2 separate regions of the Homo sapiens genome follow, and region 1 is linked to region 2. A link is an interaction called in ENCODE POLR2A ChIA-PET data of the cell type or tissue named here. Cell type or tissue: Panc1. All regions are shown on one strand. Links, peaks and the distances in the headings refer to the core of each region. The heading gives the core; the rest is flanking DNA.

What was found. ChIA-PET counts read pairs that join two places held together with the same protein. Peaks named below come from ENCODE experiments on the same cell type or tissue, not always from the same donor. Only the 100,000 strongest peaks of a DNase experiment are listed, where the experiment ranks them.
Region 1: POLR2A ChIA-PET joins it to region 2 with 10 read pairs; 2 of 35 experiments call an interaction of 5 or more read pairs at or near these places.

The regions. Positions count from the first base shown.
Region 1 is chr6:106,881,976-106,891,318 of GRCh38, forward strand. LOC105377928 (a long non-coding RNA gene) reads left to right here. Exons shown (of 3, transcript XR_942842.3): 1 at 1-5; 2 at 682-1,236; 3 at 1,905-1,983. Among named protein-coding and RNA genes, the nearest start is that of CD24, 88 kb to the right of the region's middle. In Panc1, for the core only: CTCF peaks have their summits at 2,118 and 2,318; no DNase peak of the experiment used is centred there; H3K27ac peaks cover 477 bases.
Region 2 is chr6:106,662,197-106,671,539 of GRCh38, forward strand. It overlaps QRSL1 (glutaminyl-tRNA amidotransferase subunit QRSL1), which reads left to right. Exons shown (of 11, transcript NM_018292.5): 10 at 784-989; 11 at 3,586-6,221. The coding sequence ends at 3,806. Among named protein-coding and RNA genes, the nearest start is that of LINC02526, 29 kb to the right of the region's middle. In Panc1, for the core only: no CTCF peak of the experiment used is centred there; no DNase peak of the experiment used is centred there.

The DNA of each region.
Region 1 (9,343 bases), core at 655-8,654, 220 kb after region 2:
TGAAGGTACAAAAATTAACCGTGTGTGTTGGTGGGTGTCTGTAATCCCAGCTACTCCAGAGTCTGAGGCAGGAGAATCTCTTGAACCCAGGAGGTGGAGGTTGCAGTGAGCCAAGTTCACATCATTGCACTCCAGCCGGGTGACAAGAATGAAACTCAGTCTCAAAAAAAAAAAATCTGGAATTTTATTTAAAAAGGAATATCTGGGTTATGATAAGGGGTTGTGGAAACCAAGGTTTTATGCAGTTGAAGCTTCCAGGTAGCAGGCTTCAGAAAGAATAGATTGTAAATATTTTTTATCAGACTTAAAGAGCCTGTTCTATCAGTCTCAAGGTCTGTGTTGATGTTAATGGTAATGAGGCATATCCAACTCCCCCTTCCCATCATGGCCTAAACTAGTTTTACAGGTTAACTTTGGAATAAGTTTTACAGGTTAATTTTGGAATAAGTTTTACAGGCTAACTTTGGAATAAATTTTACAGGTTAACTTTGGCTGAGAGGAGGGGTCCAGTCAAATGGTTGGGGGGCTTAGAATTTTATTTTTGGTTTACAGCAATAAAGCCAACTGAGATCATTAAACTACATTTGTTGTAATTTTGTGTTTTGATGGATGAAAGATCTATTTTATCCTTCTAAATTAAATGCCTTCTCTATCCTTTTTCCTCCCTGTTTCCTTGGAAAGGTCTTCTCTATTTCTGAAAACTGGAGAAAAGGAAGCCTCTGTATCAAAACTCTCAAGTGTCCTAGGAAGGAAATCAAGCAAACCAGAGTCCTGAAACAACCTGACAATTCCAGTTCTAAAGAGAATCGATTACTAACAGCTATGGCACTGGGCCCAGGAAATAGAAGTGCTCCAACCTCTGCAAAGCCTAGAATGAAACACACAGGGGCAAAGGGGAAGACTTCCCTGAAAATCACTGACAAAAATCAGATTAATCAGAGAAAAGGCATAGAATTTATTTATCATGGTTTTATGTGACATGGGAGCCTTCAGAATGAAAACCCAGAGACACAGGGGAAACTGTTTGCTTTTATGCTTAGGTTCCACAAAGCATGGACAGATGTGTAGAAATATGATTGGGCAAAAAGGATATGAGCTAATGGTAATAGACTCAGTGGGGAAACCCAGCAAAACCTCTTTTCAGGTTCTTCTTGGCCTCTGTCCAGGATTTCTGCCTTCTGGGTATGGGCAGGACCCTCTCTGGAATAGAGTTTTTATAACCTACAGTCAAACAAGGTAAGTCAGATCATTTCTTTCTCTTTCTTTTTTTTTTTTTTTTTTTTTTTTTTGAGACAGGATCTTGCTGTGTTGCCCAGGCTGGAGTGCAATGGCACAAGCACGTAGCTCACGGCAACCTCGAATGCCTGGGCTCAGACAATCATCCTGCCTCAGTCTCCTGCTAATTTTTATTTGGTTTTTTTTAAGAACAGAATGTCACTATGTTACCCAGGCTGGACTTGAACTCCTGACTTCAAGCCATTCTCCCGCCTTGGCCTCCCGAAGTGCTGGGATTATAGGCGTGAGCCACTGCATCTGGCCGAAATAATTTCTTTATGGCCAGTTTTTATACAAAAAGGTGGGAGGCGGAATTAGAGTAATATTTTTTGGTCTTATGGCTGGTTTTGGGGGAAAAGGAGTTCTGGTTTCTATGACCCCCCTTGGGGAAGAGGAATTCTACTTTCCATGGCTGGCCTTAGGGGAAAGTGAGGAGCCAGAAACAGGAGGTCAGGAAAAGGTCAGAGAAAAACTTTTACTTCTGAGGCCTTTAAGATATCATTTTCTGAGTCCCAACAAACATCATGTAAGAATATGGAAACTGTAAGCAGATTTTAAACTCTCAGAGAGAGCTCCAAGCACAAGGGTGGGTGTAGTACTGCTCAGTTGCCCATTTTCTTCATTCACAGGGCCTGAGAAACCTGTGGCTGAGAAGCTGCTGGCCCAGCTGGTCCTCATCAGCCCATAAATACTGCATGCAAAAAGGATTAATAAATCAAATCTAAGAGAATTAAGAAGGGATATGACTACATCTTACAATTTAGCTCATTATTTTCCAAATTGGCTCATCTCTGGACTGTATTAAAGAAATCGGTGGTGTTATCTGACACATCCCAGACTACCAGAAGAGGCAGCGTTGCAGCATTAACAACAATCACGTGTGCACATAAGCAGGGAAGGCTCAAAAAGACCAAGAAAGTACTCAAGGTAATGGAGACCCAAGATGTGGTGATTCCAAAAGAGAAGCCTGCAATCTTGTTGTAAACTGTACAGTCTCACGTTTGCCCTGGTTACCCTGTGGAAACAGGACAGACCCATTGGGTAGGTTTTACCCATTTGTTGACTTTTCACTATTGCCAAATATAGGTCTCAGGAATTGCATTTTGTTGCTGGCTTAGTCTCATGCCTTTTTGAACCGCTCTCTATTAGGCACAGTAAAATAGAAGGAAATAGCCCCTCTTACATTGTAATGAGTGGCCCCTATAAAATCAGCAATAATCAGTTTGTGGGGCAAAGCCATGAGGATTCATCTAGAGGGCAAATTGCTGCCTCCTATCCCCTACCCACGTCATTCAAAATAAAAATAGAATAAAACCATAAATAAATGTAGAAGAGTTCAAAAAATCTGATATTTCCTACGACGACTACATCAACACTTTTGTATTTGTATATAAAATAATATATCCCTTCCAAAATCTCTCTCTCTTTCTCTGTCTCCTTTTTTCTCTTTCTCTCTCTTCTTTCTCTTTCTCTCTCTGTCTCTTTCTCTTTCTCTCTCTCTTTCTCTCTCTCTCTTTCTCTCTGTCTCTTTTTCTCTCTCTTTCTCTCTGTCTCTGCCTCAGCTGCTGGCGACCTCGACATGGGCCTGTAGCTGACTTCAAGGATCCCAGATGGAAGGTCCCAGCTACATCCTGGGGTCCATTCCATTATTACCCAAAACCGTAGAACGACCCAGTGCAGTCAGGTTATTATAGAGTCCTGAAGAAGACCCCTTATTGACAGATGTCAACAATTCTTAACTGTTTTCATCATCTGCCCCCACGATTTCTGTCATAAGCTAAATAAATGTACTTTGGTGGCATGATGTTTAGTATGATGGTTGCTAAAGGAGGAAGGGTTTCTGAAACTCCTGCGGAGTTTTCTTTCCCTGTTACTAGATACTTCTTCCAGGTAGCTGATAAATCTGTTAAAACAGAACATTTGTTTCTATGAACAATAAATACTACTGAATTGTCACATGTTCTGGCTTCTTTGCCATTTAACCAATAAAATGTGAAATTGCTGAAAGATAAATTTTTAGAAACTTTCAGGATTGGAAAATACTAATTTTCTTTTTTCTTTTTTTTTTTTTTTTGAAACAGAGTCTCACTCTGTCGCCCAGGCTAGAATACAGTGGCACAATCTCAGCTCACTGCAACCGCTGCCTTCCAGGTTCAAGTGATTCTCCTGCCTCAGCCTACTGAATAGCTGGGATTACAGGCACCCACCACCATGCCCGGCTAATTTGTGTTTTTAGTAGAGACACAGTTTCACCATGTTGGTCCGGCTGGTCTCGAACTCCTGACCTCAGGTGATATGCCCGCCTCAGCCTCCCAAAGTGCTGGGATTACAGGCGGGAAATACTAATTTTCTACCGGGCTTAAGATTGTAATTTTTTTTTCTGTGAAAATTTAACCTTTAAATTGCCTTTCAAGCTAATCTGACTTTGCTTTGTTTTCTCCTTCCTTCTGTTAACCTGTTTACAATTCTCCCAGTATGTACTGACAATTTTCTGTCATGGGAGTCATGAGCCACCTAGCACGCCAGGCCTGTCAGCCACCCAGCAAAGTAGGGCTCTTTCTTATTGCTGAGAACACAAACGTAAAACACAGCTCCTATTTGCACAGCAGTGAGTTACTCAAAGAAACACGGGATAGAGTCGTTTCAGAAATAATCCTCTAGCATGACAGGCAGGTTGGTTCAAGTACTGCTCTGAGACTTCTGCCTAAGGCATCTGTTTCAGGCAATCAGCACAATTTATCTGATTAGATTTAGAATGCAAGGTAACTTCTACCATCACAAATGGCCAATTTCAGATCTCTCACCTCAAGGAAAACCCCTTAAGGTTGCTGTTCACAAGGTTATAGAATATTTTTATGAGAGTCCCATTAACATTGTTGAAAAAGGGAGTGATTCTACCCAAAGCTGTGGGCGACATAATCAGGCTCAGCCTACGATGACAAATCTCATTCTCATTTTCACCAATTTGCTCATTAAAATTCTGATTGTTGGGGCAAAGTAATTACGTAGTGGAGGATCTATTTATTACAGCTGACATTCTAATCAAGTAGCAGCAGGGGGCTAATCGACCAGTGTTATTGGATAAAGAATTACAACTTGAAACAAAATTATAAATAAATGTCCCACTACAGTCACAGAGCTTGAATATACTAAAATTGATGACTAGGACCTGGTGATGCAATTAATTTTGATATAATGCCCAATACAGAGTGGCACTTAAATGTCTAAATGCTGCATCTCCGTGTGCTATGCCCAAAACAGAAAAACAGGGCGGTAGAAGGACTCAGAGCCTTAGGCACTAGACCCTTGTGCCTAACACATATCTCTCAGTCAATATCTCCCAAATCTTCTGGAATGCACCTGAAGGATGCAAAAATGTAAACCACACTTAGAAGATAAAAGTGTTCTTTTTCATGCTGAGGAAGTGAAGAGTTGCTAAACATATGCACATTTCACCCTAAATGCCTGGACTAGCTGGCAAAGGTGATCATTTGGGCATTCATTCAAAGAAAATGTTTAGTGCTTCTAGAGGACAGGTAACGTTTCAAAACAACCGCCACCCCCACCACAACAAAACCGTCAAAATATGGTTTATGTATAAAATGTTGACTCTTTTAATATGGATTTATGTTTTCACAAGTATTCAGTAGCTGTTCAAGTATAGCTCTAAAATTACTTCAATGGCCTTTTTTGCTGTCCCTTTTAAACCCCATCAAAGCAACTGAAACTCTGTATTTAATTTTTAAAAAGCATTCTAAAATGTCCAGGTTCTTAAACCCCAAAGGAAAACACAGCAAAGCTAAGTCCTTCACAAGCAGTAACAGAAATGATCTCATTACGCACCATTGTCCAAACACAGCCGCTCTTCAAACAGACCAGGCAGGGAAAGATCAAATGGAGGTGCTGGTTTCTATTTTATCTCTACCTAAAGGTTTTTCTGTTAAGTTGAAACTGAAGCTTATGCTTTTTACAGAGCTCAGTTGTTTTAAAAGGGAAGAAAAACACCTCAAAGAAATTACTTTAGAAGCTAAAAATTATGGTTTAACTAATGTTAACACCATTGATCATAACTTGAAATACAAAATCAGCAATGCAAAAAGACCGGTTAAATGTTCCTACTAATTTCCCCCTCATCTTGGTTTCCTGGCTCCACAAGAACTCTGTTCACAGCAGTTGTTTTAGGGGAAAACAAACCTCTGTGCCACTTAACCCATTAGGAGCTAGTTAGTAATTTGTGTGCTTGATTCCATTCAATGAATGCTTTGTAAGTCTACTAAGAGCTTGGGACAGATCAGTGGAAAAAAAACAAAAGAATCACTGCCCTTATGGAGCTTGAATTCCAACGGGAGAAGGCAAACAGTAAACGTTATAAAAAGTAAACTATACAGTATGCTTGCATTGTTGGAGCTCAGAAAACAATACCCCAAAGTAAAACTGCCATTGCAAAACTGTAACTGAGACAGTGAAAGAGATCTGACCGAACCAACTCCATCTTGCGTGCTCCAAACCGTCCTTATTCATTCCTGGCCATAGGCCAAACTAACTTTGGGGAAAATTAGTTTATATTTTTTTTTAATTTTTTTTTTTTTTTTTTTTGAGACAGAGTCTCACTCTGTCACCCAGGCTGGAGTACAGTGGTGCGATCTTGGCTCACTGCAACATCTGCCTCCAGGGTTCAAGCAATTCTCCTGCCTCAGCCTCCCAAGTAGCTGGGATTACAGGCACCCACCACCATGCCCGGCTAACTTTTGTATTTTTGGTAGAGATGGGGTTTCACTATGTTTGCCAGGCTGGTCTCAATGTCCTGACCTCAAGTGATGCCCCTGCCTTGGCCTCCCAAAATGCTGGGATTAGTTTATACTTTAAAACAAAGATGATAACAACCCTTTCCCAAAACAAACCCCCTTTTTGCCTGGGGACTGGCTTGCCTTGATAGAACTAACAAATTAGCCAAAAGATTAGAAATTATGGTTTAGGAGTCATGCAGCAGGAGGCTACTAGATTCTGACCCTCCCCAAATTGCTCCTGGGAATAACATCACTATCGTAAAGCCAAAAATTAGTGCTTGAAATATTTTGCAGGCCCTGCACATGATGGATCAGCTGGCACCACCCAGATCGATAAACTGGCTCATCTGGTCTTGTGGCCCCAACCCAGGAACTGACTCAGCACAAGAGGACAGCTTCCACTCCCTATGATCTCATCTCTGACCCAACCAATCAGCACTCCTGACTCACTGGCCGCCCACCCACTAAATTATCCTTAAAAACTCTGATCCCCGCATGCTCAGGGAGCCTGATTTGAACAATAACAAAACTCCAGTCTCCTGCACAGTCAGCTCTGTGTGAATTACTCTCTCTATCGCAATTCCTGTGTCTTAATAAATCAGTTCTGTCTAGGCAGTGGGCAAGGTGAATCCACTGGGCAGTTACAAAAGTATGGTGCTTTGGAGGGCTGAGTACTAGGAACCAAAGAAGATTGGAAGGCCTCAGAAGCAAGGTTTCTCTGACCTTCTCCTGTCCTCCTGTCCTCTGCCTGTCTTTATCCTCCCAAAGCAAGTCATAGAAACCAGATGATTTCTCTTCCCCAAGGAGGGGTCATGGAAACTAGAACCTTTCTCCCCGAAAGCAAGTCATAAAACCTAGAAAAGGTCACTCTCTCCCTTCTCCCTTAACGCCCTCACTCCAGAGGGGTCCTGCCCCATATCCAGGGGGAAGGAAAGCTACACAGAGAGGTCAGGAAGAACCTGAACAGACAGACCTTGCTGCCCTGCCCTCAGTTTATAACAGTTAGATCACACTCCTTTGTCCAATCACATTTCTATGAAGATGTCTATTCTTCATGAAACCTAAGCATAAAAACAGACAGTTCTCCCTGGGGCTTTGGGTTTTCATTTCTAAAGTTTCCTGTGTCATGTAAAACTTTGATTTTGCTAAAATAAACATTTATTTATATATATTATAATATTATATATATAGACCCTGATTTCTCCTTCCTAAAGGCATATTGCCAAGATGGCTGTATCTTGAAAGGTGACACATCCTACTGAAGAGCCCTGGGCCCAGAATGCTTAAACCCATGTCTTCAAATCACAGAAGATAATACACTGTTTACACTGCTTCATTTTTCTAACTTGCAGAAGTCACCCTGCAAATCTCCATTTATTGCCACTTTCCATCCTTAATATTTCACTTGGAAATGCTTCCCAGCAATAGTTCTTTCTTTTTACTTGCAAAAAAAAGATCTTCGTTTGGAACTTCCTGCCTTCAGATGAATGTTGTAAACTTTACATTTCTGTTGGCTACAGAGTTGTTGGCTCTTAAAAATGGCATTTGCTTTTAGTTCAGACATAAAACTTTCTTCTCCAGCCTTTCATCACAATTGTGAACCTTACCGACTAAGACATTGAAGGGGATCAGAACGTGCCATCCCAAAATACACCACTTTGTCTTTTTTTATTAGCATTTTATTTTTTATTACAATTTTATTTTTATTTTATTTTATTTTTATTTTATTATTTTATTTTTGATTATTTTGAGCTGAAGGCAATTGAGAAACAAGTACTCTTTGCCCTTCCTCTTTCTGCCTAAAACCAGAACATGCATTTCCCATGAAAAGTAACTTCCCAGTACTAGGAAGAGAACATTCTTATCACCAGAGATAAAAAGTTGGTGCCAAGGTGAGTCTGCACAAACACAGCTTATCTTCCATTAGTTTCCCCCAGACATTTCCTAGTCACATTCCCACAATTTAGTGCCCCAGAAGCTCAAACCTCTTTCTTTTCTAGTGACTTCCACACAACTTATCACCCTTTGCTAAAATAGTATATAAACGTATCACCCTTTGCTAAAATAGTATATAAACCCCTGAATCTAACCAATTCTGGGGGGTTTTCACTTTTTTTCTATGAGGCCCCCCATGCCATGTAAAAATACTAACATCAAATAAGATCTATATGCTTTGTCTCCTGTTAATCTGTCTTTCGCCATTTTAATTCACAGGCTCAAGAGGGTAAAAGAAACATTTTTCTTTCCCTACAATATTTTATCTCATTCCAATTCTTAGTCCCTCAATCCTCCACCTTCCACCCTACAGGCCTCTTTTCTGTGCCTTCTAGAAAGAAAAATTATTTTTCCATTGTTCAGAGGGAGGCTATCCATCTTGTGGTTCATTTATACTCTTTGCCTACTAACTTCTTTTCCCATTTTGGTCATTTCGAAGTATCATTATCAGAGAAAGTTGGAGATAATATTTTATAAAATACATTTACATACATTTGATGAAGTATCATTATTTCACCAAAAATCATTTTATTTTTCTCTTACTGGGCACTTGGGAAACTACATTTTCCAGCTCATCTTGCAGTTTTACTGAGGCCATGTGACTCAGTACTGGCTAGTGGGGGATGGGTGGAAATGACATAAGTCACTCCCAGGTCTGAACATTAAAAAGATATCATGCAGTCCTCATCCTCTCTTTGCTTTCCTCAACAATCTTGGAGGTCACATATTGAGGTTACATCACAAGAAGATGGAACCTGGATCCCAGGGTCTCCAGAAAGAGAATCCCCATTGGCCCACGCATCAATCAACTTTGGTTGTACCAAGCCATTGAAGCCACTGAATTTCAGAGTTATTTAGCTCTGTAACACAACCTAGAATATTCTATTATTATACTCTTATTTAATTCTTGTTCTGCTCCTCCATGCCGCCCCAAAAATATTTCACAGATGGAGAAGCCAGTCAGTGAAGCTACTAACCTGGCTAAGCTAGCACACCTAGTAAGTGAGCCACTCCTCGGTTCTCTCTACATCATAACTACCCTGTTGCTAGTGCTCTTTTGTGTAAACTTTCTGTGTAGAAGAGGAAAAAGAGCCCTCCTAAGTTCTCCAGCTGGGACCCTGTAGATTAAACTGACAAAAGACAGACTAACAAGAGAAAAACAAAGTTTATTAACACATCATATATATACATGAGAGGACTCAGAGATGAGTACTTAGTGTTTAGAACTTGGACACATACAGCATTTTAACAAAACAACAGGTCTGGGCGCGGTGGCTCACGCCTAT
Region 2 (9,343 bases), core at 706-8,705:
AATTCAAATACTGCATAGTCTACCGCTGTCTATCTTAGTAACCTTTAGAAAGCCATTTGTTGCTGTGTACTTTACTTTCCTCACCAATGAATATTCTGGTTTAATGATGGCCCTGGAGTTATTAATATTTTGAGATTATAAGTGTAGAATTGCATCTACTAGTGAATTCTGAATTCGGATTGATTAATTTATATATACAAACTTTTAGAGTGGCAACACAGTGGAAGAGAATTCATTTTTATGTTAAGAATCTTAATGGTGCCTCCTCATAAAAGCCAAGAATCCAGTGGTTCTTTTTTTTTTTTTTTCCCTAAACAATGCCTAAACTCTTTATTTAACCAACCAGTATTTCTGGTTTTCTTCCTGATGCAGGATTTTAAAACCTTAGAAGTCTATAAATACTGCATTCAGACTTTCCACATCAAGAGAAAGGGGCCCAGGGCAGAAGATGTCAGGCCCCAGGCTGTTTTGGGGTGGGAAAAGTGGCAAAGATTTCTCAACAGTCTGTTTCAGTTTTCTAACTTAATTGAAATGCCTTTAAGCTCTGCTTCATCCCCAAACTTTCCCCTATGGCGTCTATGATAGAAAAACACTCCTCTCTCATATACGCCCCACCACTGGGGAGCCAGGGGGAAGGGAATGGGCATTACACAGGCAAGCCAAACTTTTTATTCAGCCAGAAAATGGAAATCCAATGGTTCTTTATCAAGCCTAATGTAAGATAATTGATTAAAAGAAAAATACAAAAAATCCTTAAAAACATCACCTACTTTTTTCCCACAGAAACTATGAAAATTATTTTGTCAAAGCACAGAAAGTGAGACGCCTCATTGCTAATGACTTTGTAAATGCTTTTAACTCTGGAGTAGATGTCTTGCTAACTCCCACCACCTTGAGTGAGGCAGTACCATACTTGGAGTTCATCAAAGAGGACAACAGAACCCGAAGTGCCCAGGATGATATTTTTACACAAGCTGTAAATATGGCAGGTGAGGATTCCTCAGGAACATTCTGATTTTCTTCAAATTCTTAGGCAGGTACCCTGGTCTTCAACTTAAGATTCTAGCTAGATGGTTTCCGAAAAGCAAAAGTCTATCCTTTTGGAATGCTTAGGAGTGAGTGTGTGTGTACATGTATTAGTCTGTTCTCACACTGCTATAAAGAAATACCTGAGACTGGATAATTTAATTTAAAAAAGAGGTTTAATTGGCTCACAGTTCTGCGGGCTGTACAGGAAGCTGAGCAGCTTCCACTTCTGCGAATGCCTCAGGAAACTTAAATTCACAGTGGAAGGTGAAGGAGAAGTAGCCATGTCTTACATGGCCCAGCCCAAGCAAGAGAGAAAGGGGGAAGGTGCTACACACTTTTAAAACAACCAGGTCTTGTGATAACTCACTCACTATCACGAGAACAGCACCAAGGGGAATGGTGTTAAACCGTTTATGAGAAACCGTCCCCATGATCCAGTTGCCTTCCACTAGGCCCCACCTTCAACATTGGGGATTACAATTCAACATGAGATTTGTGTGGGGAGACAGATCCAAACCATATCCGTACACTTGCATGCACTCTCACCACACACACACAAACACAACACACTTAGTAGTTTTTTTTAACTTTTATTTTGAAAAATTTTAAACCCACAGAAAAGCTGAAAAAGTGGTATAATGAATGCTGATATGCCCTTCACCTGGATGTAATCTTGTTAACATTATATTTGCTTTGCCCTTCTCTTCCTCTTTCTACACACCCACACTCACCACACAAACAACTTTGTTTTTACCTGAATCATTTGAAAGTTTCAGATGTCATGACACTTCACCCCTAAATTCTTTTGTACAAATCTTATAAGGATAAATTTTCCTACAGAACCACAATTCCATTGTCATACCTAAGAAAACTAACATGATTGAAGAATAATTTAAATATGGTTTATATTCAAATTTTCTCAGTTCTACCAAAAGTGTCTTTTATAAGTTGTCTTTCCTCCTGATATATTACATTGGTTTATGGTATCTTTTTAAAATCTAGAACAATCACCCCACCTCTCTTTTTTCTTTAAAACCACATCAGGCTATGCTATAATTTTTGTTTCAATCATCAAACATAATGTAGAAAACTTAAGAGGAAAAGGAAAGTCTATTACATTTACCTATACTTTTGCTTACTGTGTTCATTCTTCCTTCCTGAAGTACCAAGATTCTTTATTTTGTCACTTCTGTTTAGAGAAATTTCTTTAGCCTTTCTTTTAGGGTAGGTCTGCTGATGAAAAATTATCATAGCTTTCCTTTTGAGAATGTGTTGATTTCCCTTTGATTTTTAAAGGTTATTTTTGCTGGATGTAGAACTCTGGTTCAACAGTTCTTATCTTTAGCACTTAAAAAATGTTAAGAGCCCAGTCCACTTGTGCTGTAAGATGTCCCATCCATAATCAGGATTTGTCAGATTGCTTCCTCATGATTGGGTTGAGTTAAACATTTTTGGTAGAAGTACTACATAATCTTCATGTCAGGAAACAGTTAATATCAGTTTGTCTCACTTTTGGAAACCAAGTTGATCACTTCGCTAAGGAAGTAACTGCTAGATGTTTCCTTATAAAAAGGTACATTTTTCCTTTTATCATTTTTTTAAGCAATTTCTGGAGTAATATTTTGAGACCATGTGAATATCCTATTTTCCAATTATCTTGAACCCAGTTTTAGCATTCATTGATCATCCTTGAAATATTAGCTAGAGAATTACAAAATTCTGGCTTTACTAAATCTGTCATTCCTTCTACATTTATTAGCTAGCAGTATTCTCTAAAGAAGAGCCTTCCTTTTTTTCTTTAATTCAATGTATTATAAGCAATTACTGTCAGTATTGTTTTTGATGGTCAAATTGCCTTAAATTTGGCCAATAAGAGCCCCTTCAAGTTATATGTATCCTTTAAAACTGTCCCCATTTTAATTTTTGAAAACTTGTTTTATTGTATAACAAGATGGTCTGGGATTTTGTACTTTCTCTGCCCAAACCTGGAATTAAAACTACCCTGAGCTAATTTCTCATCTAATGGATTGCCAAAAATTCAAAAACTGAACAACACACTCTGTCTGCAAGGCTATAGGTGGAAGTTCAAAATGGTACAACTTCTTTGCAGGGGAATTTTGCAATATCTAATTACATATGCATTTGTCGTTTGATGAAGCAATCTCCTCCTCATCTAAGAAGATTTCAAGAATACCAAAAAAATACATACACAAAGTAATTCTCTGGGGCATTGTATAAAATAGCTAAATATTGAAAACAATCTAAATACCCAACCACAGAAGACTGGTTTACTCAATTATGGTAAAACCAAGTAATGGAGTACTATACAGCAATAAGAAATGAATGAAGAAGGTTTCTGTGAACTGATACAGAATGATTTCCAAGATATATTGTTAAGTAAACAAAACATAGTACAAAAGCATTATATAGCATAATATTTTTGGTTGTTTTTTAAACCTTATCCTGTATTGTACTTATTAGCACTGGAAAGTGGAAGAGGTCTCTGCTAATTAGGGTGGAGAATTAATCACCTACTGGGTTTCCTTCTTTTCCCAGGATTGCCAGCAGTGAGTATCCCTGTTGCACTCTCAAACCAAGGGTTGCCAATAGGACTGCAGTTTATTGGACGTGCGTTTTGTGACCAGCAGCTTCTTACAGTAGCCAAATGGTTTGAAAAACAAGTACAGTTTCCTGTTATTCAACTTCAAGAACTCATGGATGATTGTTCAGCAGTCCTTGAAAATGAAAAGTTAGCCTCTGTCTCTCTAAAACAGTAAACATATCTTACAAATTAAAATGACTTTTAGGCTGGGTGCAGTGGCTCACACCTGTAATCCCAGCACTTTGGGAGGCCAAGGCGAGCGGATCATGAGGTCAGAAGATCTAGAACAGCCTGGTCAACATGGTGAAACCCCGTCTCTACTAAAAATACAAAAATTAGCCAGGCTTAGTGGCGGGCATCTGTAGTCCCAGCTACTCAGGAGGCTGAGGCAGGAGAATCACTTGAACCCTGGAGGTGGAGGTTGCAGTGAGCCGAGATCATGCCACTGCACTGCACTCCAGCCTGGGTGACAAAGCAAGACTGTGTCTCAAAATAAATAAATAAAATAAAATAAAATGACGTACAGAGATTCTATATTCTAGAGAGTCAAATGGTCTTGCTCAATTCTTGTAATTAGGTTCTTGTTAATACAGTCATTCCATGGAATTACTTTTTAAAATTCCTGTGACAATTAATAATAAATAACGTGTCAGCATTTAGTAAGCATCCACTAAGTGTACAATACTTCTACAATAACACAAGATACCTGTTCCTCAAAGACAATGCATTCTGCCATAATGTTCATTAAAGAGTTTACAGTAAAAATAAGATTAGGGATAAACTTCTCAAAAATTGTACATCTGTGTAACTAAAGCACTAACAAAAACATGAATAGTCCTTCTAGAGGTAACTTGGATAGCCTAGGCAGGCAACTTATCATGTGGTGAAGGCCGCCTCAGGGGTTGTTAAAAATGCACAGAAACAATTGAGTGCGATTATTGGCTTCTGAGCGCTGAGCAGAGCAGGTGGAAGAGGAACTTTGAGCACAGGAGGAAATGCAACCAGTCAGGGCCCAGAATCATGCAAATCTCAGGGGTATGCCTCTCTGGGGAGGAGCTCCACTTGCAGGGACTCCTTTTATTTCCCTAAGAAAGAGCTGAAATGACTGAGAACTTTCCTTTCCTCCTTAGAGTTACAATTTTACTTCTGCTATTCCGGAGCCCATGCCTAGAAGCCAGAACAACTCCATGTTACACTGAGTTCATGCTCCTATTTACTGATCACAAATGAGCTCATTAATGTCATCGAAACATTTATTGTAACCTAACAGACCATCACAGATTGGAAACTTGGTAGATAGCAGAGCATGGTATTAGTGAAAAAGGTTCAAAATACACAAGTAACATACACTCTGAAAAACATGCAGATAATTTGCTGATGAAGCAGAAGAGGGGATGCGCATGGCAAGAACTTGCCTTACCCCAGATTCTCTATATCTCATGGTTTCCTTTTCCTCTTGACTGTCTTTACGAGTGTTTTTTATTTGGGACCCTCGAGCCCAGAGATATTAATGGATATCTGTATTCAATATTTGACAAAATCTAATGGAAACCATCCATTTACTCATGATAAGGCTTCATCACTGGATTTCTGTGTCTTCACTAGAACACCATTGTCATCTCATATTGATCAGGTATTTTAATCTAGCACTTACATATTGTTGATAAATGAAAGCTGAATTGTTACTTAATAAATTCACTTTGTTTAGTAAAAAAAAATTGTTTTCTAAATATGACGTTCATGAAGAGAAAATAATGAGTCAGAATCATCTGCAGAACCACTGGAATGTTTCATCGTCACCTGTTAGTTTTCATAAACAGTTTTCTGTCCTCTCTGAGATCCTCCCGCTCCCAAATACTCAACCTGATTAACTTCACATAAAAGTCTTATGTGCCAGGCTTAGTAATATTCCTATAGATTTTGACTCTGAATCCCTGAAAGAGGAAGAAATCCATGAGAGAAAATTGCATTACTTTATAGCAAGAGGAAACCGTTTTAAGTTTTTTAATTGCTCAGACACCACAACATCCTAGATGGAGGAAACCATTTTAGTTGAAGGAGCAAATATGATGTCAAAAGCAAGTAAATAAACAAACCGTTGCCCCAATCTGTTTTTATGTAATGAATTTAAAAAAAAAGAGAGAGAGAGAGAGATGGGCTCTCCCTGTGTTGCCCAGGCTAGTCTCAAACTCCTGGGCTCAAGTGATCTGCCTCCCTCAGCCTCCCAAAGTGCTGAGATTAAAGACGTGAGCCACCACACCTGGCCGAAATAATAATATTCAATATTATATATTCAATGATATTATTCAGTATTCAATATTATTTCAAATAATATTAAATCTCTTGTTCCTGTATCTCTACATGAGCTGCACTAATAATTTGAATCTGGAAATTAAAAAGTGAAACATTTACCGTTCTCATATACTGATACCCAACTACCATGAAATGATACCTAATTTGTTTTTCTTTTCTCTTCATTTTTACTCTTAATCTAGTAGGTCTCATTTTGCCAAGTCACTGTCTGGGAATTTAAGTGGCAAATACTTTCTTTGTCTCAGCTAATTAAACTCTAAAATTATTAGCAACAGAACTTCCAGAACAGAGTGTTTTTGAAAGGTGAAGATGTCTACACGTGTAAGATGAGTTCCTTGATAACACCTGAAAGACCCAAACCAAAGCAAAAGTTTGAACACGTGTCAGAGTGAAAAAATGATGTGATCATAAAACATGGTGCTCTGCCACCACAGAGAGCCAAAGGAGCAAGCGGGAAAACCACTGTTCCACGCTGGCCCACACTTAGCGTTACCAAAAAAAGCACCTGAAACCCAGGAGGCAGAATGTTCCCTTTGAGTGGCTGACACCGGGTCCTCTGTGATGACATCAGACTGGGCTGTTTAAAATTAAAGATGGCATGGTATAGAAGAGGAGCTTGCAAAATGACAAAAAAAAGTGCTTATTCCTATTAGGAAATAGCTGCACCTCCTAATGTAAATAAGTAACTTTAGGATTTTAAACAGAATCTGAAGGATAGTGAAAAGAAATAAGCAGGTACTAATAAGTAGACCTCGGGATTCAGCAAGCCGTGTGCCATACCTTATTTGATTCAAAGCAGGGGAGTAGGCCAGGCGCGGTGGCTCACGCCTGTAATCCCAGCACTTACGGAGGCCGAGGCGGGCGGATCACGAGGTCAGGAAATCGAGACCATCCTGGCTAACATGGTGAAACCCCATCTCTACTAAAAATACAAAAAATTAGCCAGGCGCGGTGGCAGGCGCCTGTAGTCTCAGCTACTCAGGAGGTTGAGGCAGGATAATGGCATGAACCTGGGAGGCAGAGCTTGCAGTGAGCCGAGAGTGCACCACTGCACTCCAGCCTGGGCGACAGAGTGAGACTCCATCTCAAAAAATTAAAAAATAAATAATAAATAAAAAGCAGGGGAGTAAAATAATGGAACTTTAAAAATATCTCTTATTATAAATTTTCATTCATTAACTACTTTTAATCCCCCTCCCTTTTATTATTATTATTTTTTTTTTTTTTTTTTTTTGAGACAGGGTCTTGCCCTCACCCTGGCTGGAGTACAGTGGCACAGTCCTGCTCACTGCAGCCTTGACCTCCTGGGTCCAGGCAATCCTCCCACCTCAGTCTCCCAAGTGTGGCACCACCAGGCCCAGCTAATTTTTTTAATTTTTTGTAGAGTCAGGGTCCTGCCATGTTGCCCAGGCTGGTCCTGAACTCCTGGGCGCAAGCCATCTGCCCACCTTGGCCTCTCGAAGTGCTGGGATGACAGGAGTGAGCCACCGTGCCCAGTCCCCCTCCCTTTCTTCAAACATCTGGTTATCTGTACCAAGGCACAAGCCTAGGAAAAGACATATCCGTTGTGTTTAGAAGGACCCAGAGGAAGTTTAAAATAGAAGGCTTTCCTCAGTTATTTAATAACTTAAGCAATGTGTACACTAGAACATAAACCTGAAAATTTAATAAAGGCAAATAACACGAAAAAAAAACCAAAGGCAACATTAAGTAAAAGTAATTACTACAGGATTTCGGAGGAGCTTTTTTATTTATTTTTCTTTGTACCTCAATAGAATATAAACCCAAAAATATTTTAGGCAGTTTATTAAAAATATATTATTACAATTGTATAAAAGTAAATAGTTGAGGAAATCCATGAAGTGATAATAAAAGTGAGGAAGAAGAATAAAACCAGAAATAGATTAAAAACAAAAAATGCTTGTCAGGGTATCTATATAGATGCTTAATATTGGGTAGTATATGATATGGTGGGAAATTAGCTTTCCTAGTGGGGTAAGGCCACCAGATTTAAAAATCAGACAACCCTGAATTGAATCTTGTTGCTGCCATTTCCGAGCCGCGTAACTTGTCTTGAGTTTCAGTATCCTGACCTGTAAAATAGGGATAATATCCACTCCTTGGGGTAGTCGGAGGGATTAAATTTAAGTGACACACTGAAAGCACATAGCATGATACCTGACAGAATAAGCACGCAATATTTTGTAGCTATAAATAAATGCATGCAATCATGAATTTCAGTCATTTTCTTATAGAGGCCTCACAGTAAACTCTTACAGACGCCACAATTTGGCATGTGGCCAAATTATAATTTACTGAAAGCTTATACCAGAGACCAGCTATATATTTCCCTGATGATCTGGCCTCCCCTGAGAATGAAGTTTAAAATATCTGGAAGAACTGATAGACTACATTTTTTTTTTTTTTATGGAGTCTTACTCTGTTGCCAGGCTGGAGTGCAGTGGCGGCAATCTCGGCTAACTGCAACCTCCGCCTCCCGGGTTCAAGCAGTTCTCCTGCCTCGGCCTCCGAGTAGCTGGGACTACAGGCACGCGCCACCACGCCCAGCTAATTTTTGTATATTTGGTAGAGACGGGGTTTCACCATGTTGGCCAGGATGGTCTCAATCTCCTGACGTCGTGATCCGCCCGCCTCGGCCTCCTAAAGTGCTGGGATTACAGCCATGCGCCACCGGCGCCCGGCCACTAGACTACGTATTTAAACAGCAATTTCCAGAGGCTTGGCGAGGTGGCTCATGCCCATAATCCCAGCACTTTGGAAGGCCGAAGTGGGTGGATCACTTGAGTCCAGGAGTTTGAGACCAGCCTGGGCAACATGGTGAAACCCCGTCTCTACTAAAAATACAGAAAATGAGCTGGGCGTGGTGGTGCACGTGTGTAATCAAGATCGCTTGAGCCTGGGAGGTGGAGGTTACAATGAGCCGTGATCGCACCACTGCACCTCAGCCTGAGCAAAAAAGTGAGACCTTGTCTCAAAAAAATTAAAATAAGCAATTTCCATGAGTTTTTGATAAAGAATTGGCCATTCCAGTGATAGAAAACCTGAAAGTCTTCGTGACGTGTGAACCAAATGAAGAACAGGGCTGACAGGCGTTTTAAAGAATGGAGGTTCCGGGCCGGGCGCGGTGGCTCACGCCTGTATTCCCAGCATTTTGGGAGGCCAAGGCGGGCGGATCACGAGGTCAGGAGATCGAGACCATCCTGTCTAACACGGTGAAACCCCGTGTCTACTAAAAATACAAAAAATTAGCCTGGCGTGGTGGCGGGCTCCTGAGGCAGGAGAATGGCATGAATCCGGGAGACGGAGCTTGCAGTGAGCCGGGATCGCGCCACTGCACTCCAGCCTGGGCGACAGAGCGAGACTCCATCTCAAACAAAC